Linked DNA regions of Mus musculus: all the other regions are linked to region 5. Evidence: chromatin loops called from intact Hi-C (ENCODE). Cell type or tissue: heart. All regions are shown on one strand. Each heading gives the region's core, and the rest is flanking DNA. Links, peaks and the distances in the headings are about the cores only. Region 1 holds the start of Psmb9 (proteasome (prosome, macropain) subunit, beta type 9 (large multifunctional peptidase 2)). Region 2 has its middle 16 kb from the start of H2-Oa. Region 3 has its middle 17 kb from the start of Psmb9. Region 4 has its middle 5.9 kb from the start of BC051537. Region 5 has its middle 4.4 kb from the start of H2-Ob.

Region 1 (6,006 bases), core at 682-5,681, 47 kb before region 5:
CCTGTGTGAGGGTGTCAGCTCCCCTGGAACTGGAGTTACAGACAGTTGTGAGCTGCCATGTGGGTGCTGGAAATTGAACCCCGGGTGGTAAGGAAGAGCAGTGCTCTTAACCACTGAGCCATCTCTCCAGACCCAAAATATTAGACTTTTAAAGACTTATTTTTTTTTTTTATAACAAAACAACAAAAGAACACCTAGGCAAGAAAAGTGTGCTTCTATGGCAGGCAGTGGTGGCTCACGCTTTTAATCCCAGCACTTGGGAGGCAGAGGCAGGCGGATTTCTGAGTTCGAGGCCAGCCTGGTCTACAAAGTGAGTTCCAGGACAGCCAGGGCTACACAGAGAAACCCTGTCTCTAAAAACAAAAAGTGAAACAAGAGAAAAAAATTGCCTCTTTCCAGAATTTCCTTGCAGTTCATCACTTTGAGGGGCAACGGTGGTTCTATGGAACATGGCAGAAACAGCATGGATGTCATCCCAGTCTGACTTGTGTGTGAGCAAACTAGCCAGGACGGGAGACCAATCAAACTTACTTCAAACTCAGGCAAATGAGTGAGATAACTGCTTCAGAAAACCACCATTTATCTTTTATCCTAACTGCAGATAACACAGTCCATCTACAACCTACCCGTGTCCCTCCGAGATACTATTTCTTTATGTCCATCAAGCTACAAAATATTCATGAATGCCATGGATTCAGAGGCCCAGACGCCTCTCCATCAATGCATTATGATACTTTTTTGGAAAGATCAGCTTCATTTCTTGGAAGGTTATCATACTCCTCAGAAGTGGGCAAGAAAAATGTGCACTTAGGGCCACCAGCTTCCCTCCAACACACGGGCCTTTGACACTACTCACCCCGCTGACACCCGGGAATCAGAGCCCACCACGACACCCCCGTCAAACTCCACTGCCATGATGGTTGTCTGCAGAGAGACAGTACGAAAAGTCAGAGCTAGGAGCGTCTTGAGCCTCCATCTTAAGGAGGAGAAAATGTCCATGCAGGAGGTGACCGACTCAAGGTCACCCTGAAAAGCAAGGATGGTTCCTGGAGGCAGACACAATCTGCATGAGGAGAGCAAGAACTGAGAGGAAGGCCCAGGAAACCGGCCCCGCTGCTTGTGAATTGCGTACCACATGCATCATTACTGTGAATTACTGTGACACAAGACCAGGTCTTTCCTGGTCCTGGATCCCCCACCTGCAACCTTACTTTATCAGAAGGGGAGCCTTAGTGTTACTGAACAAGGGACACAGAGAGGCCGGGGGTTAACATGGCCAGGAGTCGAGACACAGAAGCAGCAAGGATCCTTCAGGTAGGGCACAAATTTCACTTAAGCGAAGTCTCTGCAGCCAGGGGAAAGGACTTCTGGATAGCAGAGTTTTTCCAGGTCAAGGAAAGAATTACGGATAAGTGAAGGAGGGTAGACACATCTACTTCCCCCACACCTTCTAGGTTAAAAGGCACCTTAGGAGACCCTTGGGTGCACTGAGAAAACTGACTTATGGAGACGAATGAGCTTCCCAAGTTGACTCAGGTCTCACTCTGAACCCTTGATTGATTTGATTTCTAAGTCCCACAGCTCCGTGGCAGCGAGGGAGACTTTTTCCAACCTTTCTGTCCACTCCATGTCGTTCTGATCTCCGGGGACCCTGCCCGCGAGTGTGCTTTCTGAGCACAAGTAAAAGGCCAGAAATGTCCACTTTGTTCCTCCACACCATGTTAACACTGTGGTTGGTGGCTTTTAGAGAGCAGAAACCAGCTGCCATCTTCCCAGCTCCTAGGTCTGGGCAAAGTTCTCAGGCAAGCATGGGAATGACGGTGTTGGGACAGGGTGGGGTGGAGTGTGCTGCAGGGCAGCACCTGGAACAAGGAGGACCACCGATCATCCCCATCTCCCCCTCAATCCTGGCGCCAGAGAGCTTGTCCTCACTCAGGGTGGGGGCTGTCTGGGGCTAGGTTAAGCAAAGATCTGTATGATGTGTAGGTAGGTCCTTTTCAGTGAGCCTCCATATTACCTTCTCTCAGGTGCTTCATCCAGGACACCTCAGCACCTCTTTTGCAGGGGTCCCCAAGCCCCTCACTTGATTTAGCCAGTAACCCCAACTGCGCAGTCTAGAGTGAAAGCGAAAGCGCTTTGGAGCAACTTCCCTTAGACGCTTCCAGCTCAAGCCAAAGAACGCACCTTCTCACCAGCTTCGCATGCGGATCCCTCCACAGACCCCTGGACACCACACTTCTGAGCAGGGATACCCTACGTTCACTGTGGAGCGCAAGCGCTGGGCGCTACAAGCTTCCTAAGTCTCTTGGTTTACTTCCAGAGCTTTAGGGGTCCCTGATCACTCCACCCGCTGACTCTCACCCCGAGACCCATTACCCCGGTGTGGACTTCTTCCGTCCGGAACGAGCCGGCGGTAGGTGCTCCTGCCCGCAGCATCTCAGCAGAGCGGGGCTCGGCTTTCCAATCAGCGGCTGCGCGCGGTGCAGGCAACTTGCAGACTGAGGCCCCGCCCCATCATCGCGCAAGGGGCGTGCCGTTCTACCAGCATTTGGCGCCCAGAGCAAACCTGAGCAGGGCAAATCTGCCCAGAGACAGGTGACGACAGAGGGTCCTGCCCTCAATCTGGGGTGGGGCCTGGGATGGGAAAATTCACGCAAGCAAGTTAAGGGGGCTGGGGAAGAAGAGGAGAATGAGATTCATGGAGAAGAACACGACAGGCCAGGGCTGCTAGGCAGAACTCCAACTACAGCTTCAGCGGCAGCTTCCAGAACAGCCTGAGCAAGCCAGTCTCAGAAGGAGGCGTGTCTAGTGATTCGAGGTCGGCTTTCGGTTTCTTCTTCCTCTAAACGCCAGCACTTCTAGTCAGCTCCACCAGCTCGAGCGGGTTCCCGGGACTTTACGCGCACGCCCTCGGACCCGCCCTTCTTCCTTCCCCACGGAGACTCCTGTGCAGCGCGGACGTCGAGAGTCCCAGGCTAGGACCAGACTCTGGACAGCTCACGCTCGATGGCTGCGCACGTCTGGCTGGCGGCCGCCCTGCTCCTTCTGGTGGACTGGCTGCTGCTGCGGCCCATGCTCCCGGGAATCTTCTCCCTGTTGGTTCCCGAGGTGCCGCTGCTCCGGGTCTGGGTGGTGGGCCTGAGTCGCTGGGCCATCCTAGGACTAGGGGTCCGCGGGGTCCTCGGGGTCACCGCAGGAGCCCATGGCTGGCTGGCTGCTTTGCAGCCGCTGGTGGCCGCACTGAGTTTGGCCCTGCCTGGACTTGCCTTGTTCCGAGAGCTGGCCGCCTGGGGAACACTCCGGGAGGGTGACAGCGCTGGATTACTGTACTGGAACAGTCGTCCAGATGCCTTCGCTATCAGTTATGTGGCAGCATTGCCCGCAGCCGCCCTGTGGCACAAGTTGGGGAGCCTCTGGGCGCCCAGCGGCAACAGGGACGCTGGAGACATGCTGTGTCGGATGCTGGGCTTCCTGGGCCCTAAGAAGAGACGTCTCTACCTGGTTCTGGTTCTCTTGATTCTCTCTTGCCTTGGTAAGGGAGACTGGGTGAAAGAGCAGGCCACAGGGGACAGGGCAATGGGCATTCCAGGCAGAAAGGGAGAGTAAAGTAGTCCCGGGAAGCGTCAGAGACACTAAGGAGGCAACTTAGGCGGAAAGAGAAGGACCCAGGCCCGAGAAGGGGTCCAGACAAGGGCGTTGGGGACAGGGTCTTCTGGGAGCAGAACTTCACATCATAGCCCAAATGTGAAGGTTTCTTTCCACACCGCCATCTTCTCCTCTCCTCTTCTCTCTCCTCTCCTCTCCTCTCCTCTCCTCTCCTCTCCTCTCCTCTCCTCTCCTCTCCTCTCCTCTCCTCTCCTCTCCTCTCCCCTCCCCTGCCCTCCCCTCCCCTCCCCTCCCCTCCCCTCCCCTCCCCTCCCCTCCCCTCCCCTCCCCTCCCCTCCCCTCCCCTCCCCTCCCCTCCCCCTTCCCCTCTTTTCTATTCTTTCCTTTTTGAGATAGGGTCTTTCTTTGTAGCTTTGGCTCTTCTGGAATTCATTATGTAGCCCAGGTTGGTCTCAAACCCAGAGAGATCTGCTCGCTTCTACTTGGAGTGCTGGGATTAACAGCCTGTGCCCCCAAGGTCTGCTAACCGCCCTCAAGTAGCCCTTGAGAAGTTTGATGTAGCCGAGCAGGCTTGGGTCTGTGAACAGGCTTGGGTCTGGGAGCTCAGCTTCCTGGATAGTGGTGAAGGGAGAGGGGCAGAAGTTGCGGGTAGTTTGCTCATAATGTTTGTGACTGAGGTGTCTCTCCTCTCTCCCCAGGGGAAATGGCCATTCCCTTCTTCACGGGCCGCATCACTGACTGGATTCTTCAGGATAAGACAGTTCCTAGCTTCACCCGCAACATATGGCTCATGTCCATTCTCACCATAGCCAGGTGTGGAGGATGGGAATGGGGGTCCCAGAGCAGAGGGGACTGGCTGTTGGGACTGTCATTTAAGTTACACTTCTGTGGGGATCTGGGACTCTGTCTCAGGAAGGAGACAACTGATCCTCCCGTGTCTCTGACTCTAGCACAGCGCTGGAGTTTGCAAGTGATGGAATCTACAACATCACCATGGGACACATGCACGGCCGTGTGCACAGAGAGGTGTTTCGGGCCGTCCTTCGCCAGGAGACAGGGTTTTTCCTGAAGAACCCAGCAGGTCTCTCATGAAACCTTTTCACTTGTATGCTATAATCTCTATACCGCCACACACGCTCTCGACTGCCCCCCCCCCCCAAACATGTCCACACACACATGCCCAGGCTGGATCCTCAGAACCATATGGATGGGGTGTGGTAATTCCAACACTTGGGGGATGGAGGCAGGACCTAGAGGTCAAAGTTCAAAGTCTTTCAGCTACATAGTCAATCTGAGGCTACCCTAGGCTACATGAGATCCTTTCTCTATATCCAAGACTTCCTGTATGTTAGGGAAAAGCTCTAACAACTGAGTGACCCCCAAGCCTTATTCATGGTATATCTCAAATGTAGCAAAACATTGTCTTTTTTACCCTAAGGAAAACTGTATTTGCATTCATTGTTCCCCATATGAAGCAGCAGACTTACAGCCCTGGAAAGCCAGAGACCCTCAACTCCAACGGCCTCATTTTAAATGGAGGAAACTGAATCCTAGACACTAGACGCTGAAACCTACCTAGGCAGATGCACCGAGGTTAGACCCGAGGGTCTCCATTTCCTAAAGGACCCTGGGCCTGCCTCTCTGGTTGCTTCCTCCCTTCTCTCCACGGCTACTGGAGGGAGGGCCAGCGGCAGGCAACAGACAGGAGTTAAAGTAACTGAAGAGCTGAAAGCTTTCAGGGAACTGGAAGTTCACTTCACATTACAGGGCATCACTGTGTAGCCTTGGCTGGCCTAGAATTCACTAGGTAGCCCAGAGTGGCCTTTGCTGCCTTTGCCCCCAGTCTGTTGGGATTAAAGGTGTGTGCCACCACACCCAGCGACAACTCCTTTACTGGCAAGCACAGGCCTAACCAGATCTTTCCTTTCTTTTCCCCCTGCATTGAAGTTCCTGCGCCTCCCCAGTCTCCTACCCGTTACCCGCCTCAGGATGCTGTGCTGACGGGCCCACCCTGGCCCCCACTGTCAGCTCCTCTTGTCTCTGTGAACCGCTTGCTCACTGTCTCTCTTCTCAATCTGGGCAGGTTCCATCACATCTCGGGTGACTGAGGACACAGCCAACGTGTGCGAGTCCATTAGTGGCACGCTGAGCCTGCTGCTGTGGTACCTGGGGCGAGCCCTGTGTCTCTTGGTGTTCATGTTTTGGGGGTCACCGTACCTCACTCTGGTCACCCTGATCAACCTGCCCCTGCTTTTTCTTTTGCCTAAGAAGCTGGGAAAAGTGCATCAGGTACGTCCCCAGATCCTCAGCTCCTACATTTAGTTTCTCCTAGACTGCTTTCAGTGTGGCTTTCCAGTCCTCCATCATCCTGAACCTCTGACCTGTGACCTCTGACCCCGC
Region 2 (6,006 bases), core at 366-5,365, 160 kb before region 5:
CATCCATTGGTGGATTTAAAAAAAAATTATTTATTTATTTATTTATTTATTTATTTATTTATTTATTGTCTATGAGTACACACACTCTCTCTCTCCCCCTCTCCCCCCCCCATAAAATAAAACTAAACAATTAGTCTTTTAAAAGACCAAGTGTTAGAACAACTTACCCCAGCTTCCTTCCTCAGCCCCACTCTTCCGCCACACTCCCTCAGGACTGTGAGGGAAGTTCAGGCTGAGACTTTCTGATCATGCAGAGGAGCCCTCAGGACAACCACAATATCTTAGCTGCTCATCTAGATCCCGGAGATCTCAGCTGAGCTGGATGAGGGCTGAAAGGATACACACTCAGCTATTAAAATCTCCTTAGAGAGTGAGAGACACTTTCCATCCCTCCTCCTTCTCCTTCGCCTCACCCACAGAAGCCTGGGAACCTGGGGACCTTGTAGTCTAATGGTCAGACCCCTGGCTGGGGCTTCTTCTCTTCCTATAGGACAGCTTTGCTCCGACACTGGTTCCAGTGGCTTCTAGAACTCTCTAGCATTACCTTTCTGCCTTAGACCCTTCTGTGGACAGGAGAGCTTATCGAGGAAATGCTAGCCCCAGCCACCTGCCAGGATTCTCTATTTCATATCTTTGATGCCTGGGCTGTGTGTAGTTCAGGCAGGCCTTGAACCTGCGACCTTCCTGCCTGTGCTGGAGTTGGAGGCTGCTCCTCTACACTCTTCTCACCCTGCTTGCTCTTCCTGTGCCTGGTGATGCCCACTGTCAGGAAGATGAGTCCCAGCACCAGGCCAACCACTCCAATCAGCATCTTGTTTCGGGCAGAGTCAGACTGGATACCTGGGAAGAAGAGAATTCTGGGTTAATGTCCCCTCCCGAGGCACAACACTCCTTAGTGGCTGACAGGGATGCGGATTATCAACATGAAGATCACTGAGAGGGACACACTGTAGGGGAGACTATGTGGAAGGACTCAGAGATGTAGACCTAGGCTAGTGTCTTCAAATAATCACCATGAGGATTTGGACAGCTGCCTTCCAAACAAGGACAGACAAAAAGGCAGATGGAGGAGGTCAGACCCTGCTGTGAGGGCATGGCAGGGGATATCTGCCTCCCTAGACTTCCTTACAGGACCAGATCCCATATCTTCAACAACCCCAGACCAGGAACAGGCTCTCCTCTCGTGCCTCCAGCTCAGAACCAGCCTCAGGTGCCTACAGAAGTTCCTGGGGTGTTCAGGCCCCAGTGTATAAACAGCGAGGGCAGGATAGTGGGTCTTGAGTCAGGTACTGCCTTATCTAAAGGATGTGGATCTAGAAGGGTCCCTTGGGGTGACTCACTCCACTCTACTGTGATGGGGCTCTCCAGGCTGGGGTGCTCCACGTGGCAGGCATACACATCTCCCTGCTGTGGAGTTATCTCCAGCATGAACAGAATCTGGAAGGTCCAGTCCCCATTTCAGATCAGGCTGGTGGACAGGAGTTTCCTCCTGGCTATTCCAGAACCATTGGACTTGAATGACGCCTGGGTAGAAATTTGTCACATGGCAGACCAGCAGGTCATGGTGCTTCAGGGTGACCTTCTTGGAGGGTGATACATGTACCTTACACTGGACTAGAAGTGGAAAAGAAGTGTCATATGAGAGTGTGATTCTGTGGTAAACACCTTCAATCCCAGCACTCAGAAGGCAGAGGCGGGTGGATCTCTGTGAGTGTGAAGCCAGTCTGGGCTACAGAGTGAGTTCCAGGACAGCCAGGAACACATAGTGAGACATGTTTTCCAACTGTGAGTCTCCCACTTTGTCATGGTGAGAAGGACACAAGATTCATTCAAATACTTTTTTAAATTAATTTTAAAGATTTATTTGGCCGGGCGTGGTGGGGCACGCCTTTAATCCCAGCACTCGGGAGGGGGAGGCAGAGGCAGGCGGATTTCTGAGTTCAGTTTGAGGCCAGCCTGGTCTACAAAGTGAGTTCCAGGACAGCCAGGGCTATACAGAGAAATCCTGTCTCGAAAAAAACAAAAACAAAAAACAAAACAAAACAAACAAACAAACAAAAAGATTTATTTGTATTATTTTATGTGTATGAATGTTTTGCCTGCATGCATGTCTGTGCACCATGTGTCCTCAGAGCTCACAAGAGGGTGTTGGTTCTCTCAGACCAGAAGGCTATAAGCCACCACGTGGGTGCTGGGAATTGAACCTGGGACCTCTGTAAGAGCAGCCAGTGCTTTTAACTGCCGAGCCATCTCTCCAGCCCCCACTTGGCCACTTTTATGAACTGATAGTTCCTCAGTAAACTCCTTCCTGAATTGTGATTTATGAATTAAGATGGGTCTCCCTCCGTTTGAACACCCGGACTTCAGGTTAGTCAGTTTTGCCTTAGAACATACTGCGAGATATACAACACGCCTGCAGTATACAACTGACCTCTAGGGGGCTCTGGAGCTAAATCTACAGGCCCGAAGGACTCATATATTTCACAATGACAAAAGATTTTGGGATAGCATTTGAAATGTAAAATAAGAAAATACCGAAAGAAAGAAAAGAAAGAAAAGAAAGAAAAGAAGAAAGGAAGAAAGAAAGAAAGAAGACTGAGAAAGAAAAAATAAAAGAAAAAAAAAGATTTCCAATGTCCTAAGGCTGCACGCGGAATGGCCATTAATTATCCGTATGATTATTTCTAGAGTCTTGTCAGTTACTCACCCTAGAGATTTAGTCCAGATGGGTACAGTGATACACCCTGTACACCCAAGGCTAAATACCCAAGGATACAAGGAAGAAAACCCATAACTCAAGGGCAGCCAGAGTTATAGAGATGGTTTCTCAATCCGGGAGGGATGGAGATGTGGCTCGGCCGCTAAGAGGATCCAGAGGATTCAGGTTCAATTCCCAGCTTGCACATGGCAACTCATAACTGTCTGTCTTGAGATTCCTTAGTCCGACCTCTGCGCCCTTGTCCTCGCCCCCAAGTCTCCGCCTGCCACCCCCCACCCCCATCCCACCCTGTCCGTCCCATTGGGGTCAGCGCGCGGAACTCGCTCACCGCGCTGTCGAAGCGCATGAACTCCTCGCGGTTGAAGATGCATCTCATGATCTCATGCAACGTTGCGTCCCGTCCCGTTGTTCTCCGCGTTGCACTCCTGCAGCGTGCTCAGCAGGTAGCCAAGTCCTGGGGCGCTGGGACGCCACCAACCCCAGTCCCACCCCACTGAGCCCGCCCCCCCCCCCCCCCCCCCGCCACCAGCTCACAGCCTGGCTGCCTTTTGCCAGCTTCCCTCTCAGTCTGGATCTTTGAATACTATTTTTATTGATTGATGTTTCTTTATTTTTGAGACTTAGACATGATCATATCTAAACCCCCTCCACTTTCCCCTCCAATTCCCTGCAAATATCTCAACATAGCCCCTCCCTACTTCAGGTTCTCTCTCCTCTCTCTTTCTCACCTCCTCCCTTTTCTTCCCCTTCTTTCCCCCTCCCTCTTTTTTTCCTCCCTCCTCCTCTCTCTGTACCCTGTCTTTTCCTCTTCCTCCTCTTTTCCTCTAAGTTCAATTACTGCTGTCCCATCCTCTGGCGCATTGGACACGTACTAATGACATCACTTTCAAAAAGGAGCGATTATGGAGTTGGACAGAAGACTGGGTGATTAAGAGCACTGGCAGCTTTGAATTCCAGAATTCACATGGCAACTCACACTCCAGTTTAAGATCAAAGCCTGCGTCTGGCAGTCCTTACAGAAGTGGCGCTGCAGGGTGGGGGCGGGGCCGTGGGAGATGTACTGAATCCCTGTATCTATGGAGTCTGAGCCAGTCCACTTGGAGACCTCAAACGTCACCTCCTCACACCAAGGTGCTTTCCTTTCTGAACCAACATCTTTAATACTCCTGCATGCTGTACTACACACTGTATGTCCTGTCCCATGTGCCGGGAATGTGAAATAAACCCATAAACCCTAATGTAAAAGTTAATTCGCTATTTCATCTTCAAGTATCCATGTGGAAAGACTTAGTCTTAAAAGGTGTGGACTACATATGTAGAAACTCATGATGAAACTCACCACTTGGCATGATAGTTTAAAAAGTTAACTAGCGTCTGGAGAGGAGGACCAGCAGTTAAGAGCACTTGCTGATCTTACAGAGGACTTGGGTTCAGTTCCTAGCACCCATAGGGTTGCTCACAACCACCTGTAAGTCCAGTTCCAAGGATTCAATACCCTCTTCTGACCTTTGTGGGTCCCAGGAGTACCTATGGTCCACATACGAACATGCAGGCAAAACATTCCTTCACACAAAATAATACAGAACATAATAAATTCCCTTAGAAATAATGTAGAATGCCAGCTCTCATCTGAAATCCCAGGGCTAAGGATGCAGAGGCAGGAGGATTACTGCAAATCTTGGGACAACCTGGTCTAATGGGGTTCGGGAAGGCACTGCTCTGAACCTTAATCACTGAAAATCACCTCAGTGAAGCCCTAGTGGGCTCCCTCGTTCCTAGAAGCACTGGCTGGGTAGTTGTTACAAAAGAGAGGTGGGAGCCTCTGTGGGTCTGTCTCTTCTTACCAGTGATGACGGTTTTCTTGTTTCACTCCCTGAAAATTAGCATTTTAAAGCATATCCTGCCCCTTTTCCAGTCCAACAACCAGTTTCAACATAGCCCGTCCTGATCAGGCAAGCGAATCCGAAGATAAAACGGCAGGTGTTGTTTGTACCACAAGAGGGCGCTCTAGGCCGGTTTATTAATGCGTTTTAAAACTAGAAGCCTGGGGCTGGGAGCAGCTTGGCGAGGGAGGCTTGAAGCCTTGGTTGGGTTCCATTCCCAGCATTGCAGGTAATAAACACATTAAACTATATAATCTATTGTTTCACATAAAAGGATATTAAGCTTTGCTGTGGAGAGCAATTGAGAGGCTGAGGCAGGGGCATTGTGGAGAGCTGGAGGCCAGCCTGGACTCATCTTAAGACAAAGAGGATATTAAAAGTTAAAGGGGCAGGGCGTGGTGGCGCACGCCTTTAATCCCAGCACTTGGGAGGCAGAGGCAGGCGGATTTCTGAGTTCGAGGCCAGCCTGGTCTACAAAGTGAGTTCCAGGACAGCCAGAGCTACGCAGAGAAACCCTGTCTCGAAAAAACCAAAACCAAAACAAAACAAAACAAACAAACAAAAAAAAGTTAAAGGGCCAAGTCTTCTTCGTCGCATAGCTTCTGAGGCCTCAGTATTAACACACTGCTGGGGCTCCCAGTGCATTTGACGTAAGATTAATTAACTTTTCTACCATGTCAGGGGGTGGGGTGGGGGTGGAGCTAAAGCTGGGAGGAGCTAAAGCCAGAGACAGGAGCCCAGCTCCAGACAAATCTGCCCTGGTTACTGTAGCTACAGATGTTGGGAAGCCCTCCTGAGATGGAGGAGCACACAACCTGGGGTGCAGGTGCAGGAAGAGATGACTATGGGGTGTTCTGATGGTTCCCTCTGTCACCATAGTAACCCCAGAACAACTGGCCCATCCTGGTGTGCTCAGGAGGCCCTGCCTGGCTGGGGCGGAGGACAAGGGTTGTGTGGGAAGGCCTTGGGGTTCTGTAGCAGTCAACCCACACTGTGTCTCACTCAGCCCTGTGCCCAGGTCCCGACCCCCTCCCGTGAACATTCTCTCTCTCCCTCTTCCCCACCTGCCTCTCCTTGCCTCCACATATGAATCTTGTCATTTTAATTATTAGTTCTTATTTCTCCTCCCTTGTCAATAGTTCGTGTTTGTACAAGCAAGGAAAACAATTTTGAGACCTTCCTTTGGCAACACTTAATTTTTGTAAGCGGAAGTTATCCATGAAGGAGGCAAAACTGAACTGTGGGGGTCTCCCTCACCTGTTGCGGTCACTCAGTGTCCCAGATACACCGCTAAGCCTGTCCCTGGCGCCATCTGTTTCTGATCCCCTGGACCTTGAAGGTACAGTTCCCACAGCTGAGCTGTCCCTTAGTTGGGTCTCGCAGCCTTCTGTGATCATCAAGGAC
Region 3 (6,006 bases), core at 387-5,386, 64 kb before region 5:
CAAGCCTGATAACCTGAGGTCCAACCCCAGGACCTCAGGGTGGAAGGAGAGACCAACTCTACAAACAGTCCTCTGGCATCTAGTCACCTGCCATAGCATGCATGTGCTAGCATAAATACACCAATAAAATGTTTACAAGGAGCCATAGTAAAAGGCAGAGGTAGCTATAACAAACAAAGGGACTGGACAGAGAGAGCTATAAAGGACTACACTCTAAAGCTAGGGTAGTTGGGGGCAAATGCTTTTAATCCTAGCATGGGGAGGCAGAAGCAGGAAGACCTCTGTGAGCCTGAGGTCAGCTAGTCTACATATGGAGTTCCAGGACAGCCAGGGCTACATAGTGAGACCCTTATGGGTCTACCCTTGAGGTCTCTAGGTGACAAGGATAGCCCTGAGCAATGAATCCTCCACCACATCTGGAGATCAAACCCAGAGCTTCATGCACACTAGCAAAGCAGTCTACCAACTGACCCCCACTCAAGTCTGTCTGTGTGTCTGTCTCCCTCTCCCTCCCCCCAGCCCCTCTCTCAGCTGCTTTTCTGCCTGCTCAGCCCCATCTCTGTCAGACTGTAAAGATAGCCAGCCCTTCCTGGCACTGTTGCCAGATGTATGTAAGTAGAAATTCTAACATCCCTTCCCTGGCTAGCATTTGTGCGTTCCCCACAGTGAGACCCTTCACATCACAGACCAGTGTGTTAGAAAACCAGTGTGAATATTTATGAACAAATAAATAAAAGATAAACATGGCATAAATTATGTGAAGATATATGTTTGTAATGTCATTAGCTATCAGCCACCTGGTAAGTATAATTTTAGCACACAAAACAAACAACAACAAAACAAATAAAGAAATGCCCCCAGGGCTGGTGAGACAGCTCAGCAGGTACTTGCCGCTAAGTTACAGACCCAGGGCTGACCCCAGAAAGAGCTCCTGCAAGTTGTTCTCTGATTTCCATACTCACTGTGGTATGTGTGCACTGCTCCCTCCCAGTGAATAAATAATTGTTAAAAACACAAATAAAATAGAAAACAACACATGCCTACATATGATGGAGCAGCTAATTTTATCAAAAATAAAAACAAACTTTTAGAAATAAGGACAACCCTGGAATTCTTAACCTGGTTAGTAAAGAGAATAAAAATCCATCAAGGACTATCCGGGGTGTATTTGGGGATCATGTTATAGCTACATGCACACACACACACACACACACACACACACACACACACACACACATGCACACACACACACACACACAGAGACAGAGAGAGAGACAGAGATGGAGAGACAGAGAGATAGATAGGCACACACACATACACACACACACACACACAGAAAGAAAGAAAGAGAGGGACACAGAGAGACATAGAGACAGACAGACACACACAGAGAGAAAGACAGACAGACAGAGAGACAGACAGACAGACACACACAGAGAAATAGGAGAGATAGACAGACAGACACAGAGGGAAAGACAGACAGACAGACAGACACATCTCTCTCTCTCTCTCTCACACACACAGAAAGAGACAGGAGAGATAGACAGACACACACAGAGACAAACAGAGACAGAGGCAGCAGAGAAAGAGAGAAGAGAGAGAGACACAGAGAGACATAGAAACAGACACATACAGAAAGAGAGAGATAGAGTCAGAGAGAAACAGACAGACAGACAGACAGACACACACACACTCAGGAAAAAGAGACACAAGGCAGAATCAACCCTGAACACCCGCTTTGCACCCGCTGGTCAGCCAGGTTTCCTGCCCATTGTCAGTCTTTGCTGACACCTACAGGCTACAACTTGTTAATGATTTTTAAATGGAAATTTAAACTCTCCTTTTGTGGATGTTTCTGGGCAGCCTCAGACTCAGTGGAATGAGAGATCATTTCTTGAATATTCCTAGAAAAGAAATCACACCATTGTCCAAGTCTCTGTAAGGTTGACCTACTGATTAGAACTCCCTGATTGTGGAGAGCTGTGGAGTTGAAGCTCTAAAGTCAGATTTATTTATCAGTCACTTTCTTTAGTATTCTTAAAGTCATTTGGAGTCCACCTCTGAAGCTGATGTGACATCCTGAACTAGAATCATTTCTGTTGATGGAAAAATACCCTGATCATCCCCCTCAAAAAATAGGAGGAAGGTTTTGACAATTCCAGGTGACGTCTATCATTGTGGGGAGGTAAGGTGGCAATCTGAAATAGCTGGTCACTTCACACCTTCAGTCAAGAGCAGAGAGAAAGGAATGTATGCGTGTTGCCTGCTTATGGTAAGCTCACCATCTCTGCTCTTACGAGCTTCAGGATGCCTGCCTAGGGAATGGTGCCACCCACAGTGGGCTGGGTCTTCCCATATCAATTAACTTCAGACAACCCCTCACAAACATGCCCACAGGCCAACCCAGTGTAAAATCCTTCATTGAGAGTCCCTTCCCAAGTTATTGTGAGTCATGTAAAGTTGATGGTTAAAGCTGTCAATCATAACCCTTTCAACTATGAGGGGAAAAATATTTTGAGTATATTAACTTAGCAAACTGCTGGTTTCCACTGATCCCCAAACTCAGAGTGCCATAAGATAGTACCTGAAATCTACAGCAGAGAAAGACTTCTTGTTTTGCTGTAACCCACTTGCCCTGACATCCCTACTAATGTATTTGGCGGGTGGCTTGATTTATGACTTCCTATCAAAACGCTTATTTAACTGTCTTCCTGCCACAGGGCAAACTGAGCCGTTGTCCCTGGACTGTGGCCATCTACTTATATTAGGTTCAGAAAAACAAAATCTCTTATTCCTTTGATCTGAGAGGGAATGTTTTTTGTTAATAAAATAGAAGCTGAAAAACCCAAGGAATTCTGTGGCCACAGTGAAAATTTGGTAAATTAGGACTTTAGTGATACAGGGATGTCAGCACACAGGCAAAGCTATCCTTTAAGTAAATGCTGGAGACTGGGTGTGTCAGGCTGAGTAGGTGACTGCAGGCGTTTATCTGGGAGACAGCTCACACTTAATGCTCTGCTGGCACTAGATTCCATCCGCTTGCTATAGAGGCAAAGATTCTAACGGTGGCTAACTTCCACTCTCTGTGGAGATTAGAAAACGGTGGCTGGTTTTCTTTGGAATCTCCTTTAGCTGTTGCTGTTTTCAACTTCATACCTTGGATTCAGGATAATAAAATAACCAAGCTCTCCACACTTCCAAACCTGTGGATTTTCTCACTGGGTAGCCACTACACATTTGTCCACTAGGTGGCGCCAAAGACATGTGCTCTCACGACTCAGCCTGACACAATTAGGTACTTCTTAGTCCTTATTAAAAGAGCGATCCTAATATCAAATTTAAAGTGTTGGGGGGGGGGGAGACCCGGAAAAGAGAAGACAAGCAAAACAAGAGTTCAAATCTTGCTTGGTGTACAGGTTAGTTTTGTGTTAACTTTGACACAGGGAATAGGACCCTCAATTGAGAAAATGTATCCATCAAATTGACCGGTGGACAAATTTGTGGGCCATTTTCTTGATTAATGGTTGATGTGGAAGGGCACAGCCCACTGTGGGCGGTGCCACCCCTGAGAAGGTGGGCGTGGGTTTCTGAAAAGACAAAGCGAGTGAATCGTGGGTAGGTAGGAAGCAGCGTTCCGCTCACGCCTTACTTCAGTTCCTGCCTTGACTTTTCTCAAAGATAAACCGGAAACAGGATATGGAAACCATATAAGCCCTTTCCTCCCCAGCTTGCTTTTGATTATGGTGTTTATTACAGCAACAGAAATTAAATGAGGATATTTAACGCTAAGGTAACGTTTCTCTGGGTAGAATGTTACCAGTATTTTAGCGACTGCATATGCTTTCATTGAGGGCAAAGAATGTTTGTAGGAAATAGAACAACGGAAAGGAAATTACACATCTAAGCTGACATTGCCTCCTATCAGACTGTAGCAGGGGACTTAAAAATCTACCGGAGGGGCTGGAGAGATGGCTGCTTTTGCAGAGCACCCAGGTTTGGTCCCCAGCCCCTCACAACTGTTTGTAACTCCAGTTCCTGGAATCTGAACTCTCTCTGGCCTCCATGAGCAACACACACACACACACACACACACACACACACACAGAGAGAGAGAGAGAGAGAGAGAGAGAGAGAGAGAGAGTGAGAGAGAGAGAGAGAGAGAAATACCCACCCCATGCTGCATATACACACAGGCAAAACACTCATGCATGTCAAATTAAAATGTCTTAAAAAACTCATCTGAATATTTTCTTTCTTAGATTCCCCCCCCCCCCCCAAGACAGGGTTTCTCTGTGTAGCCCTGGCTGTCTTGAAATTCATTTTGTAGACCAGGCAGGCTTTGACCTCAGAGATCAATCTGCCTCTGCCTCCAGAGTGCTGGGATTAAAGGTATATGCTACCATGCCTGACACCTAGGCTGATTTTGAACTTAAAATTTCCCTGTTTACTCTCCCAAATGCTAAGATTGCAGGTGTGTGCCACCCTGTCTCATTTCATCTGAGTCTTAAGACAAGCCAGATAGAAGAAATGGTGAATGCACGTCTTAATTACTTTGCAATTGCCACGACAAAGCATCATGACCAAGGCAAACTTGTAGCAGAGTTTATTGGGGCTTACAGTTTCAGGGACGATAGCAGCAGGCAAAATGGCTTAGCACCATAGCAGTGGATGGGAGCTCACACCTGGTTCACAAGCAGGGGGCAGAGGTGGGGCAGGGAGAGCTAACTTGGAGTGGCCTGGGATTCTGAAACCTTGAAGTCCACCCCACCCAAAGCTAACACACCTCCTCCAAGGCCACACCTCTTAATCCTTCCCAAACACCTTCCCCAACTGGGGATAAGGCACTCAAAAATGTGCGCTTATGGGAGCTATAGTCACTCAGACCACCACAATGCATGAAGTTGAATTGAAACACTTTTTGAAAACATAATTTTTAGAGACTCAGTTTTGATTTTTACTTTTATGTGTGCTTCTGTGTATGTGCACCTGAGTGCAGTGCCCACAGAGGCCAGTAGAGGGCATCAGATATCCTGGAGCTGAAGTTACAGGTTGCTGTGTGTTTCAAGAAATATTAAAAAATGAACCCGCCAACTCTCAGTGGGGCCAGGCCATGCTCCTGCGCTCCTGTTGCCACCAACAACTCTCTAGAGCTAGCCCCTGTGCCAGGTGATCTCGCTCGCTCAGTCTCTCTGCCACCAACTCACCAGCCCTGCCACACGGCTCGCACTGGGCCATCTCTCAGATGGGCCCCCGAGTTCCTCTCACTTTCACACAATGCCCCACACAGCCCTGGTTAGCCATCTCAATACCTAATTACCTGGTAGAATCAAGACTCTTAATGCTTAATTAGTCAATCAGATTTATGTGTCATTAATAACACAATTTACAAAATGCCAATACAATAATTTCAGAGCTAAATGATAATGGTAAAGCTTTAACCCAATTATTCTAACCATTTGATAACATCATGTCAGCCTCCATTTTGGTTCTCCCTCTCCTCAGACCTCTCTCTCTCTGTCTCCTCAACTCCTCGCTCCACCTCCCGTCTTCTGTCCAATCACAAGCCTCCCACTGCCCTAATGTGATTGGACAGGGAAAATCCTGCAACAGCTGTGAGCTTCATTCATAACAAGGGTGTTGGGAGCCAAACTCCCGTCCTCTGTAAGAGTAGGATGCTCTCTTAGTTGTTGAGGGTTCTCTCCAGCCCCCTCTTGTCTTTCTTAATGTCAATTCTTCTCCCTCCCTCCCTCCCTCCTTCTCTTCTCTTTATTTTTCCTTCCCCTCTTTCTTCTTCTTCCATCTCTTCTTTATGCCCATCTCTGTTTATTTGAGACAGGGCTCTCTGTGTACCCAACCTGGGCTCCCACTGCTACTATTCCTGCCTCTGCCTCTGAGGGCGGGGCTTGCAAGTGTGCACCATCAGACCTGGCTATATTTGGCTTTTCTTCTCTTTTCTTTCTTTCCTTTTTTTTCTGACAAGGGTTCTACAAAGGCATTATTGGATTT
Region 4 (6,006 bases), core at 364-5,363, 130 kb before region 5:
CTTAAGTAGGTCTCCAGCAGAAGATGTGGCTCCCAGATTAAAGGTGTGTACCACCATGCCTGGATCTGGGACTTGCTTTGTCCCAGGCTGACCTTGAACTCAGAGATCTGCTTGCCTCAGTCTCCTGGGACTAAAGGCATGTTTGACCTTGCCTGGGTCTAACCTTTTCATGGCCACTATGCCTCAAGATCTCCATGCCAAGATCCAGGTCAGAAACTTGTGTCTTCCAGCCTCAAGATCTGGAACATATAGGTGAGTCTTCTAATTCTTGGGTTTTGTTTTGTTTTGCTTGTTTGTTTGTTTTTCGAGACAGGGTTTCTCTGTGTAGCCCTGGCTGTCCTGGAACTCACTCTGTAAACCAGGCTGGCCTTGAACTCAGAAATCCACCTGCCTCTGCCTCCAAAGTGCTGGGATTAAAGGCGTGCATCACCACTGCCCGGCTGAGCCTTCCAATTCTGGATTGTAGTTCATTCCAGACATAGTCAAGTTGACAACCAGGAATAGCCATTACAGACGGTACAAAGGTCAAGGTTGGAAATAATTTCCCCGAGGACATCTAACAAATGCCTCGAGTCACTCAGCTTCCAGCTGAAAAGCCAAAAGTTGTCAGAGTTCTGAAACTCTGTGTGAGTCTGGGTAGAACTTTCCCTTCCTCCTATCTCACGTTCACACCTGCACTCCCTTCCCCACAGGGTGAGGAGCCTCCTCAAACTCTGACAACTTTAACCTTAGCTCTAGAAACTCCACGAAAATAGTCGCTGTGTAAGTCACAGCCTTCACTTGTATGTTTGACTTTGCATAAGTTATGCTGTGTGCCCAGATCCTGCCTGCCAGTCCCTCAAGCCCAGATTAAACGTCAGTACTGTGACACCTTCTGCCCCGCCCCATCCATTCTGACTCTCACTGTGGAACGCAACACGCCCTGGTGTCTGTCTTTTACACTACTTGCACCTTTGTAACAATGAAAGTCTGTGCTTGGTATCCCAACACTTGACACAGTGTGCTTAATTCTGCTTAACTTGTTCCCACCTCAGCCTGCTCCCTCTGGTCTGCACTGGTTTCTCCAAGCTGACATGTGATCAAGGGGTCACTTTTTCACAGGTCACTTTCTCACTGGAACAAAGCCACACTAGGTGACACTCTTCTTCCACCAAGCTGTCTTTGCTTCTGTTTTGAGACAAAGTCTCCCTAAGTTGCCCAGGCTGGCTTTCTACTCCTTGTAACCCAGGCTGGTCCTAAACTTGAAATCCTGCTTCAGCCTCCAGTAATTGGGGTTTCAGGCCCAGGTTGGTGAGTGCCTTTCATACGTAATGATTTTGCATCTTATTCATAAAGTCAAGAGTTTGGAAACATCTTTAAATCTTAAAGCTGGCTCAAACCACCCCAAGCTACTGTTAGCCCCTCACAGTTGGAACCTTTCTTTCTCATGGTTATTTAAAGGCTCCGTGTGTGCCTCAAAGTACACAAAGTTAATGAGGCCCCAGAGTACCCCCCCTTTTCTGGCCTTTGGCCAAAGTGCTTATTCCAGCAAGCTGAAGTTTATTCCAAGCAGGAGTGCTGTATCCAATCCCGCACGGTTCTTAGTTGCTGCTGTGTAGAGCCGCTCTTACAAGCAACACCTGTCAATAAAAAAAGCCTCTGGCCAATGATGGCCAAGGTGGGAAATAGGAGGTGGAATATTGGCAGGAAGAGAGACAGATTTCTGGGAGATAGAGGCACGAGAGATTCAAGGATAGACGCTGAGGAAGAAGTGTCCCGGACTGACGGAAAGGAGGCCAGAATACAGGAGACATTCGCCCAGGAACGCTGAGGAGATGGACAGACAGAAACCAGCATTGGATAAAGAGGAGATTTGCCCTGGGACTCGGAGGCGTGAAGCTGAGGAGAGGTAACTAACCATGTGGGAAACAGAATAGAAGAAAAGAGATAATAAGTTAGGAGCAAGTCAGAGAGCAAGCCGAAGTTTATGGCGTAGGCATTTATTAACAAATAATTAGCCTCAGAGTCCTCATTCTGGGAGCGGGGGCTGGGAGGAAACACTTGGATTTATTTTTCACATTGCCGTTTCCGGGATATGAGGCAGGAGGAGCCTTTGGTAAGAGGTGGTCCTGCAAAGGTGTAGCCGGCCTTGTCCCCTGTCTCCCCTGGGGCTCCTTGGGTGCAGGGGGTGGGGCAGCGGGTTCTTAAGACCTACAGACTGTAGTGCACTCTAGGCTAGGAGAATCCCCCTAGCTGCCTTGTGTTCCAGTACCCTTACCCATATTTGGGACAGCTGATGTAGTTAGTAGTTAGCAGGGGAAATTTGGGAGATTCAAAGCCAGAAGAGGAAGGGTCTCTGAGATGACATCACTGTTGCCTTGTGCCAGAAGCCTAAATCCAAGGAAAGATCAAGGAGAAGTGTTATTCTGCCTTACAGGCCCCCAGTCTCTTTCCTCACAACCACCATCACTTTATATAGGAGGAAAGGCCCATTCACATGACTTAGCTTTCAGACAGACAGCATGGCTGTCAAGCTCTGTGTGAGGGCTAGGTGCACCTATCCCCTGCACCCCTGCTACCCATAGCAAATGGAGTCACCATGACGGTAGGACACATAGCAGCAGTGCTGGCAAAGGCCCAGGATGTTTGTCCCTTCCTGAACGTGACTCCTGTTGGCAGGCTCAGCAGGAATGGATGGGAAGAAATGGGTGACATTGGAAACTGTCAGGTCCTGGAGTCACCAGGGAGATCTGAATGCACTTCCTTCATCCGTCTCATCTGTGATGTCCCCTTGTCAGACTTCTTAGAATAGCCACTAAGGCTGGCTCTGCCCCTCACATCCCTTCACCACATTTGGGACTCTGACTCGGGCAGTTTGGGATTTGGCTTCATCTTGTGGTTCAAGATCACTGTAGGTACTGACTGCCTTCAGTAGAGGTAATCCTGGTCTCAGAGACACCTCTTGGTATACCTGTTGCCTGAAAACTACCTGCCTACACCAGTCAGACCTAGTTTCCATCCTCCAACCCCCCTCTTTTTCAGACTTTTAGCATAGTCTGTTCCAGGTCCCCTCTTACACTCTGCCTGGAAACAGTCATCACAGCCTTCGTGTGTTCAGGATGTCATACCCACGAGGTGGTGTCTCATAGCCCCTCCTCAACCCCAGCCTCAGGCTCTTACCTTAGTCTTTCTGTCCCCGTTCCACCATGTCCCTTAGGCTTGGAGGGGGGGTAATATCAATGTCTCTCTTAGGGCTGAGCCATTAGCTGTCATTCGTTCCAGAACTTTGTCCAGTTAAGAGTATGTCCTGGCCATTGCCTACCATGAAAAGCATCTTCTCTGGCCACAGACGGGGCAGAACCAATCTGGCAACCTAAATGCAGTTTGAAAGCAGCTTTGCTCTAAGACCATTTAGCTGATGTTAGCAATAAATCCCCACCAGGGGGCGCTCGCGTGTGTAGCTCTAACTGTGAACTTGACACAGCATAGAATCAACCCACCAAGCCCGGGGACACAGGGCCATCCCAAGGCAGGTGGCCGCGCCTGTATATGAGAGCTGTGAGGCAGTAGGCAGCGTGCCTCTGTGGTTTCAGTTGGGAGCTCCAGTTTGAATTCCCGTTCTTACATCCCTCCATGACGGACAGTGGCCTTCAGGTACAAGCTGAAACAAAGTCTCTCCTCCCCAGGAGGCTTTTGATCACAACAGCAGGAAGAAAAGCAGAACAGGAACTGAGAGTGACGACAGTATCCGCCCTGTCTTGAGCGCTTCTCAGGGCTTCTTGGCCAGCAACACACAGGGAGAAAACCCACACTTGGCAATGGGATTTCGGCTTAGAGATCTATGGTTTCTGACGGGTGGCATTATTCATCTCTGCATGGTATAGCCAAGCCTTCAAAAATTAATTGTATCTTTTAGTTAGTTCATTAAGTGGTTGTATTATTATTATTATTATTATTAGTTTTGTTTTTCAGGACAGGGTTTCTCTGTGTAGCCCTGTTTGTCCTGGAACTCAATTTGTAGACCAGGCTGGCCTTGAACTCACAGAGATCTCCCTGCCTCTGCCTCCCGAGTGCTGGACTCACACCCCACCCATAAAGTCTTCTCATTTCCCTCATCCTCACTGCCATTCTCATCTCAACCTTTTTAGACCTATCACTCCCCCCTTTTCATATCACATGCAGTCCTCCTGCCCCTCTCCCCAGGAACACAGCCGGTGCCCACAGAGGACAGAGAACAGGTCAGATCCCCTGGGACTCCAATGACAGGTAGTTAGGAGTTGCCATATGGGTACTGGAAACTGAGTCCTAAGTTTATGGAAAAGCAGACAGTACTCTTAACTGCGGAACCATCTCTCCGGTCTCATAAATGTTTATTTTAATTGTATGTGCATATAAATACAAGTATAAACAAATATTAGAAAAGGCCAGAGGCATCAGACCCCTATGGAGCTAGAGTTATGAGCTGCTCTGTGTAGGTGCTGGGAATTACACTGGCAGCCATTGCAAGAGCAACGGATATTCGAGTACTATACCATGTCCTATTTATGAGTCCAAGATGAAGACTGGTTTGTTTTACTGAGACGGGGTCTCACTATGTATCTCTGGTTGGCCTGTAACTCTCCATCTAGACCATTCTAAGCTCTAATTCTGAGAAATTCCCCTGCTTCCACCTCCCATGTTCTGGTGTTAAAGGCGTGCAGGACCATTTCCAGATCAAATACAGTTCTTTAAAGTGTAGCACATCTTTACATCTTTATTGTTGGCATCCGTTGTAATGTTTCACTTTCACCTATGAGCCTACTAAACAGGGACTTTCCTTCCTTCTGTTTAATTTGGCTAACGGTTTGTCAACTTTGTTTATCTTTTTAAAGAACCAACTCTTGGTTGCTTTTTGTTTCGTTTTCATTCTCTTCATTTCTCTCCTGCGAATTTCCCTTCTACTGCCTTTGGATTAAGTTCACTCTTGTTTTCCTAATGTTTTAAGGTTCATGGTATCGCTTGGGACAGCTCTGCTTGGGACGGTTCTGCTTTTGTAGCGGGGGCAGAGTGGAAACCTTCCAATCAGGACAGCCTTCGTTTTTCTTTTTTCTATTCTAGTACTTTAATTTTTTTTCTTGATTTTTTTCAATGACCTACTCATCCAATCTCCAAGTTATTTTTTCTGTAGTTTTTCTTGTGGTTGATTCCTAGCTTCGTTCCAGAAAAGAATACAAATGGAAAACGGAGCAATTTACCTTTCTGTATGTGTGTAGACTTTCTTCTTTAGAGTAAGTCCTGTGGCCAGCTGAAAAGACTGAGTTCTGTGCTGTTTGGGTGGAGTGTTCTGTAGATGTCCTTCAACGCCTTTGCCTGGATGACCTGCCCCTTGTTGCCAGTGGGGTATTTATGTCACCCACTGTTTCACTTTTTATTTGGTAGTATTTGTTCTAGGAAACCGAGGGTACTGCTGGTTTTTCACACTTAGAGTTGGAATGCCAGCTTGAGGGATGGTTTCTAGCATCAGCATGGCGTGATCCTCCTCATTCCTTCTGATGGGTTTAGTCTGGAGCCTGTTTGGTCAGATATTGGAACAGGAACTCCGTTGCTTGTTGCTTGGGATTCCTATGCCCACCTTTCCTGCTTGATGCTCCAGTGTGATCCTTGTATGCAGCAAAAGGGAAGCTCCTGTGCTCTGAGCCGCTCTGCTGGTCTGTGTCTTTTGGATGGTGGACAGAGACCACTAAGATCCAGTTATTTAAAGGTGTGTGCTAATTGTCAATTTGCTGGGTTTTGTAGTGTGTGGTGTTTTCCCAATCCCCAATTATTGCTGTTAAGGTGTCTCATTTTTTAAAAAAAAATTTATTTTATTCTTTACATACATTACATCCTGTACTGGCTGGTTTTGTGTGTCAACTTGACACGGCTGGAGTTATCACAGAGAAAGGAGCTTCAGTTGAGGAAATGCCTCCATGAGATCCAACTGTAAGGCATTTTCTCAATTAGTGATCAAGGGGGAAAGGCCCCTTGTGGGTGGGACCATCTCTGGGC
Region 5 (6,006 bases), core at 624-5,623:
ATGTCGACATTTCCACTCCCAATGACGGTGATGTATAATGCTCAAGTATTCTCCTGCCTTTTTACACTAACTAGGAACTGGGTTTAGCCTTGATTCAGACAGCCTTGGCTCTGTCTGGACAGGTCCAGACGACTGACACCATTAACACTTTGTCAGCCTCAGTGACTACAGTCATAGATGAACAGGCCTCAGCTAATGTCAAGATACAGAGAGGTCTCATGCTGGTTAATCAACTCATAGATCTTGTCCAGATACAACTAGATGTATTATGACAAATAACTCAGCAGGGATGTGAACAAAAGTTTCCGGGATTGTGTGTTATTTCCATTCAGTATGTTAAATTTACTAGGGCAGCTAATTTGTCAAAAAGTCTTTTTCAGTATATGTTACAAAATTGGACGGCTGAATTTGAACAGATCCTTCGGGAATTGAGACTTCAGGTCAACTCCACGCGCTTGGACCTGTCCCTGACCAAAGGATTACCCAATTGGATCTCCTCAGCATTTTCCTTCTTTAAAGAATGGGTGGGATTGATATTATTTGGAGATACACTTTGCTGTGGATTAGTGTTGCTTCTTTGGTTGGTCTGTAAGCTTAAGGCCTAAACTAGGAGAGACAAGGTGGTTATTGCCCAGGCGCTTGCAGCTCTAGAACATGGTGCTCCCCCTGATATATCTATGCTTAGGCAATAGGTCGCTGGCCACTCAGCTCTTACATCTCACGAGGCTAGTCTCATTGCACGGGATAGAGTGAGTGTGCTTCAGCAGCCCGAGAGAGTTGCACGGCTAAGCACTGCAATAGAAGGGCTCTGCGGCATAAAATGAGCCTATTCTTGGGAGACATGTCATCTTTCAAGAAGGTTGAGTGTTCAAGTGTCCTTCCCCCAGGAAAAACAACACGGGACCAGACCAGGACCCCTCTGGGTGATGAGCCTGGGAGGAGGTTATGTGTACGGCTCCTTTACCTACACACTGGGGATTTGACCTCTATCTCCACTCTCATTAATATGGGTGGCCTATTTGCTCTTATTAAAAGAAAAGGGGGAGATGTTGGGAGCCGCCCCCACATTCGCCGTCACAAGATGGCGCTGACATCCTGTGTTCTAAGTGGTAAACAAATAATCTGCGCATGTGCCAAGGGTATTTTACGACTACTTGTACTCTGCCTTTCCCGTGAACGTCAGCTCGGCCATGGGCTGCAGCCAATCAGGGAGTGATGCGTCCTAGGCGAAATATAACTCTCCTAAATAGGGAAGGGGTTTCGGTTTCGTTATTGAGGGGCTTTCGCTTTTGGGGCTGGGGGTTTGCGCTCCTAGCTCCTGAAGATGTAAGCAATAAAGTTTTGCCGCAGAAGATTCTGGTTTGTTGCGTCTTTCCTGGCCGGGCGCGCGAACGCTATTAAGACCAAAGAAGATGGAGCTCGCCCCCAAAGAACTACTGCTGGACAGGTCCACTTCTCCCATATCCTAACAACTTTTCTCTTCAACTACCTCTGCTGGGTGGTGGGCTAGAGGAGAGGTTTAACCCTTATTAAAAGTAAGTTGCAAAAGGTTTATGCCTACCAGCGCCTGTCACCTATTTTCCTTCTTCACAGGTCACGACTCTGTTCCTTATGCACAGATAAAGCTCCGTTGTATATTACACACCCCACTCTCTTTCTTCACCAACTGATGGACATGTGAGTTGTTCCTTAAACAACAACAAAAACAACAAACCTGCTGTGCTGCAATAAAGGTGGTTTGCAGGTGTCTGCTGTACCCTGCCTTCAATCCCTTCCAGTGTACGCTGTGGTGTGGTACAGCTGGGCCATATTGTAGTTTTAATTTTGGCCTTTTAAAGAGCCTCCATACTTACACCATACTCCCTACATCTAATGGCTGGACCAGCTCACATTCCCATCAGCAGTGTACGAACACCTGCTGCCACAATACTTCCTTTTTTCTTCTCGTTTTCTGAGACAGGGTCTTACTATTTAGATCAGGCTGGCCTCGAACTCACAGAGAATCCCCACCCCTGCCCCCTTCTCCCAAGAGCTGCTTTTCCCTCCTTTTTCTTTCTTCAAAAAATAAATCTGTTAATTTTTATTTGATGTGCATGTCTATTGTGTGTGCCTGGTGCCCACAGAGGCCAGAAGGGAGCATCAGATTCCCTGACCTTAGAGTAATAGATGACCGTGAGCTGCCATGTGCGTTCTGGGAACTGCACCCTGGTCCTCTAGGAGAGCAGTAAGCTCTATTAGTCCCCGCATCATCTCTCCAGCTCTGTCTACTTTTTTTTCTTGGTAGTCAGATTGAGGCAAGATGTAGTCAGTGTAGCTAAAATGTTCTCTTTATCATATTTTATTTATTAATTATTAATTGTGGGTGTGTGCACTCACGTGTGTGCGCACACATCACAGCATGTGTGTGGAGCCAGAGGACAGTAGTATAGAATTGATTCTGTCTTTCTATGTGTATTTCTGTGTATTTCTATTTCCTAGGGCAAATGCCTTTACTGGCTTAGCCATCTCTACTCCCCTCGGTGTAGTTTTGGTCACAACTTCCCTAGAGCTAAAAATCTTGAACTTACAACAACAACAACAACAACAACAACAACAACAACAACAACAAAACTTTAAAGTTAGCACCCGAAGTACCAGGCTTCCTTGTGTCCCATTCAAACATGCTTAGTTTTTGTTGACTAGCAGCATCCAGGCTTATACAACCCCTTCCATCCCTCTTTACGTCCCACATGCTCCGTTAACCTCCCACCCTCCTTCATGAACTTTCCCCACGTGTTCATTGCCAACCTGCGCTTCTTCAGGGTCTTTTCTGGGCTTCGGGGCGGTAGCAGCTATAGCCTGGCCCATGGGAGGCCCTGGGACTAGTTCCCGTTCATCACAAGTTTTCATCTACTGGTTGGGTTATTTGTTTTTTTTAGTGTCTGATGTTCTGAGATTGTTGCGTGTTTTGGGTATTAGTCTTCTGACAGGCAGACAGCTGTCAAAGCTTTCTCTCCCATTCGGTCCCTCCCATTCTGTCTGTTTCTTTGACTCTTCAGAAACCTCTTTATTTTTATTTATTTATTTTCATTTATATGAGCACACTGCAGCTATCTTCGGACACACACCAGAAGAAGGCATCGGATCCTATTACAGATGGTTGTGAGCCACCATGTGGTTGCTGGGATCTGAACTCAGGGCCCCTGGAAGAGCAGTCAGTGCTTTTAACCGCTGAGCCATCTCTCCAACCCCAGAAACTCTTTAATCTAACAAAATCCCACGTTTTAATTCTTACTTTTGTTCCCAGGGCTACAGTAGCCTTTCCAGTTGCCGCTCACAAGGCTTTCGGTATTTCCTGTAACTACTTCAAAGTTTCTGATCTATTTTGAGTTGAGCTTTTGGTATGGGATGACAAGTAGGGAAGGCTGTCTTTGCAAAGCTCTGTAGATTTCTCTGGGACATCTAGACAGCTTCCCAGTCTGTTCTATTCTCCGTGAGAACAGCATTGAGCCTCAAGCCTTTTCCGCTTCGAGGTCACAGGTCACAGATTTCACCGATCCCCAGGGCGCATGTCGGGTAGTCAGGTTGGGGCCTGGAGCCCTTCCTTTTTCTGGTACTGAGTGAGCTAGGGCCGCGCAGTGTGAGTCTGGTGCCATCTGGTGGCCATGTAAAACACTGGGTCATTTGAGTAAGCCTGTGGTGTATCTTCTGAATTCATGATTGATGTGAGAGAGCCCAGCCCACTGTAAGAGGTGTCACGGGGCAGGTGGTCCATGGTTATGTAAAATATAAGAAACCAGCCAGAGGGCTGGAGAGATGACTCAGCTGTTAAGAGCACTGACTGCTCTGCGGAAGGTCTTGAGTTCAAATCCCAGCAACCACATGGTGGCACACAACCACCCGTAATGAGATCTGACGCCCTCTTTTGGTGTGTCTGAAGACAGCTACATTGTCGGGGCCAGAGTGAGCAGAAGTCCTGAGTTCAATTCCCAGCAACCACATGATGGCTCAGAACCATCTGCACAGCTACAGTGTACTCATATACATAAAATAAATAAATCTTAAAAAAAATAAAAGAAATCAAGCAGAGCAAACCATGGGGAACAAGACAGTAAGCAGCACTCCTCCACAGCCTCTACCTCAGTCCCTGCCTCCAGGTTCCTGCTTTAAGTTCTTGCCTTGGCTTTCCTAAGAGATGGAAATTTAACGGAGAGCTGTAAGCCAAATAATGTGTTCCTTCCCAACTTGCTTTTGGCTCTGCAGCAATAGAGAGCTGTGATGTATAAGCTGTGATATATAAATGTATATATTCCCGCTCCACATTTCCCCAAATAACAGTTCTCTAAATCAACTCCTCTGAAACTTACTTTCACAGTCAGTGGTGCAATGCACGTTACATTGGTAGACTCCAAGGTGCTGTGTACACTTGTCAAAACTCCCGGCCCTGGGTCAGGCTGGCCTCCAAATTGCTACAGGGAGAAAAGAAAACAGAAAATAGCTAAGGATATTAGTGACACAGCATCCTTGAGAACATCCAGAAGGTGAGCTGTTTGTAACCATGGTTTCTATCGCTCATCACATAATGTAAAGATACCTGTGGTGGGGCTAGGAAGTTGGGGGCTCTTCCAAGGAGAGGGCAGACCTTTCACCCTGAGCTCTCTTGACCCAGACTGGCTGCCTCGATGCACTTCCCCAGATGACGTCTCTTGGGAACCCATTCGGTGTGTTCCCTTTCCTTGCTCTCTCTGCTGTGTGTTCTGAGCCCTATGGATGGCCTTCTGCTATTACCTGAAGTGGAAACTTAGGGGTTCTTTGGAAAGTCAGTTGTGTTGGATGGTGTTTTGCAAACACGTGAAGGACTGTTTCATTAGCGTGGACACAGGGGTGAAAGGCTAAGTCAGACTCATGAAGGAACGTTTCGAGAGCATGTTCTGCTAAAGCAAGTAGATGTAAGGACACATAATGAAGAATTCTTGATCATGTATTGGTCCACTTTGCATTGTGTAGTTGAGCTGCATTTGTCAGGACTCCATAGAGAGAAATGCACCAAAAATCTCCTGGTGGTGTGCTGCAGGTTCTTGTTGCTTCCAAGGACTTGGGTTGATAGGCAGAGTGATGTCAGCCGAGACAGATGCATGTACTAAGGCAAGCCCTGTGGAGGAGACCTGATGTTTGGAGAGAGTATAAAAAGGACTCAACAGACAGCAATGGAGGCTGAGCTTGGCTTGCTGGTAGAGGTAGCTGTTCAACTCTTACTGATTTCGAGTCTTTGCTGACTTTTGCTTCATTGAGAGAGGCACAGCCAAGAACTTTTCATGGCATTCCTCCCGGTCCCTCATGCTGACTCAAGTCGAGGCTGAGGCCTGGCTGTCGCTGCTAGAACATATCACCGATGTTGTTAACTTGACTCAACCAGACTGCTGGTGTTTGCATGAAGTGTTTGTGAGTGGATCAAGCTGCTGCTGCTGACCTGTGAACTGAACTGCTGATTTCCAGACAACACAGAAGGGAGTTGCTCCAAAGAACCTTTCTACACAGGTCCATTTCCCTCATGTCCTTTCTTTTCCACTACCTCTGGAGGGTGGTGGGCTACAAGGGAGGTTAAAGTGTTTAAGGACCACCACTAAAAATAGGATTTGAGGAGGCTGGAGAGATGGCTCAGAGGTTAAGAGCAGTCAGTGCTCTTCCAGAGGTCCTGAGTTCAATTCCTAGCAACTACATGGTGGGGTGGCTCACAACCATCTGTAATGGGATCCGATGCCCTCTTCTGGTGTGTCTGATGACAGCTACAGTGTACTTATAAAAATAAAAAAATAGGATCTGAAAAAAATTAAAGTTATAATTACCTGCTACCTCTGTCTGCTACTGGCTATTTATTTATTCTATTTATTTTGCTTGCTATACATTTAATGAACACATTCATCTTGAATGAAAAGCACAGCTTTCATAGATTATCTTCTGGGCTGTACAGAACCAGCAGGTAGCTGGGTGATGTTATTACAAATCTTTGGCCATTGCTCACAATGT

The links. A loop is a pair of places that touch in the nucleus more often than their neighbours do. Peaks named below come from ENCODE experiments on the same cell type or tissue, not always from the same donor. Only the 100,000 strongest peaks of a DNase experiment are listed, where the experiment ranks them.
Region 1: it touches region 5 in a loop (2.6-fold over the local background); 26 of 42 quality-filtered maps call a loop at or near these places.
Region 2: a loop joins it to region 5, with 2.7 times the contacts of the local background. A loop is called at or near these places in 14 of 42 quality-filtered maps.
Region 3: a loop joins it to region 5, with 10 times the contacts of the local background. A loop is called at or near these places in 27 of 42 quality-filtered maps.
Region 4: a loop joins it to region 5, with 2.6 times the contacts of the local background. A loop is called at or near these places in 7 of 42 quality-filtered maps.

What each region holds. Positions count from the first base shown.
Region 1 is chr17:34,184,874-34,190,879 of GRCm38, forward strand. Psmb9 (proteasome (prosome, macropain) subunit, beta type 9 (large multifunctional peptidase 2)) reads right to left here and starts at 2,457. Exons shown (of 6, transcript NM_013585.2): 1 at 2,377-2,457; 2 at 857-924. The coding sequence starts at 2,436. Tap1 (transporter 1, ATP-binding cassette, sub-family B (MDR/TAP)) reads left to right here and starts at 2,683. Exons shown (of 11, transcript NM_013683.2): 1 at 2,683-3,532; 2 at 4,305-4,419; 3 at 4,557-4,687; 4 at 5,690-5,895. The coding sequence starts at 3,007. In heart, for the core only: no CTCF peak of the experiment used is centred there; DNase peaks (open chromatin) are centred at 2,568 and 2,868; H3K4me3 peaks cover 2,041 bases; H3K27ac peaks cover 1,132 bases; H3K27me3 peaks cover 4,233 bases.
Region 2 is chr17:34,073,040-34,079,045 of GRCm38, forward strand. It overlaps the pseudogene H2-Pb. Among named protein-coding and RNA genes, the nearest start is that of H2-Oa, 16 kb to the right of the region's middle. In heart, for the core only: CTCF peaks have their summits at 2,436 (motif pointing right) and 4,712 (motif pointing right); a DNase peak (open chromatin) is centred at 2,391; H3K4me3 peaks cover 412 bases; H3K27me3 peaks cover 2,867 bases.
Region 3 is chr17:34,167,715-34,173,720 of GRCm38, forward strand. No RefSeq gene overlaps it. Among named protein-coding and RNA genes, the nearest start is that of Psmb9, 17 kb to the right of the region's middle. In heart, for the core only: CTCF peaks have their summits at 1,792 (motif pointing left), 3,239 (motif pointing right) and 4,980 (motif pointing right); DNase peaks (open chromatin) are centred at 3,247 and 3,567; H3K27me3 peaks cover 477 bases.
Region 4 is chr17:34,098,244-34,104,249 of GRCm38, forward strand. No RefSeq gene overlaps it. Among named protein-coding and RNA genes, the nearest start is that of BC051537, 5.9 kb to the left of the region's middle. In heart, for the core only: a CTCF peak has its summit at 3,423 (motif pointing right); DNase peaks (open chromatin) are centred at 2,666 and 3,438; H3K4me3 peaks cover 454 bases; H3K27me3 peaks cover 1,153 bases.
Region 5 is chr17:34,231,540-34,237,545 of GRCm38, forward strand. No RefSeq gene overlaps it. Among named protein-coding and RNA genes, the nearest start is that of H2-Ob, 4.4 kb to the right of the region's middle. In heart, for the core only: no CTCF peak of the experiment used is centred there; DNase peaks (open chromatin) are centred at 682 and 3,572.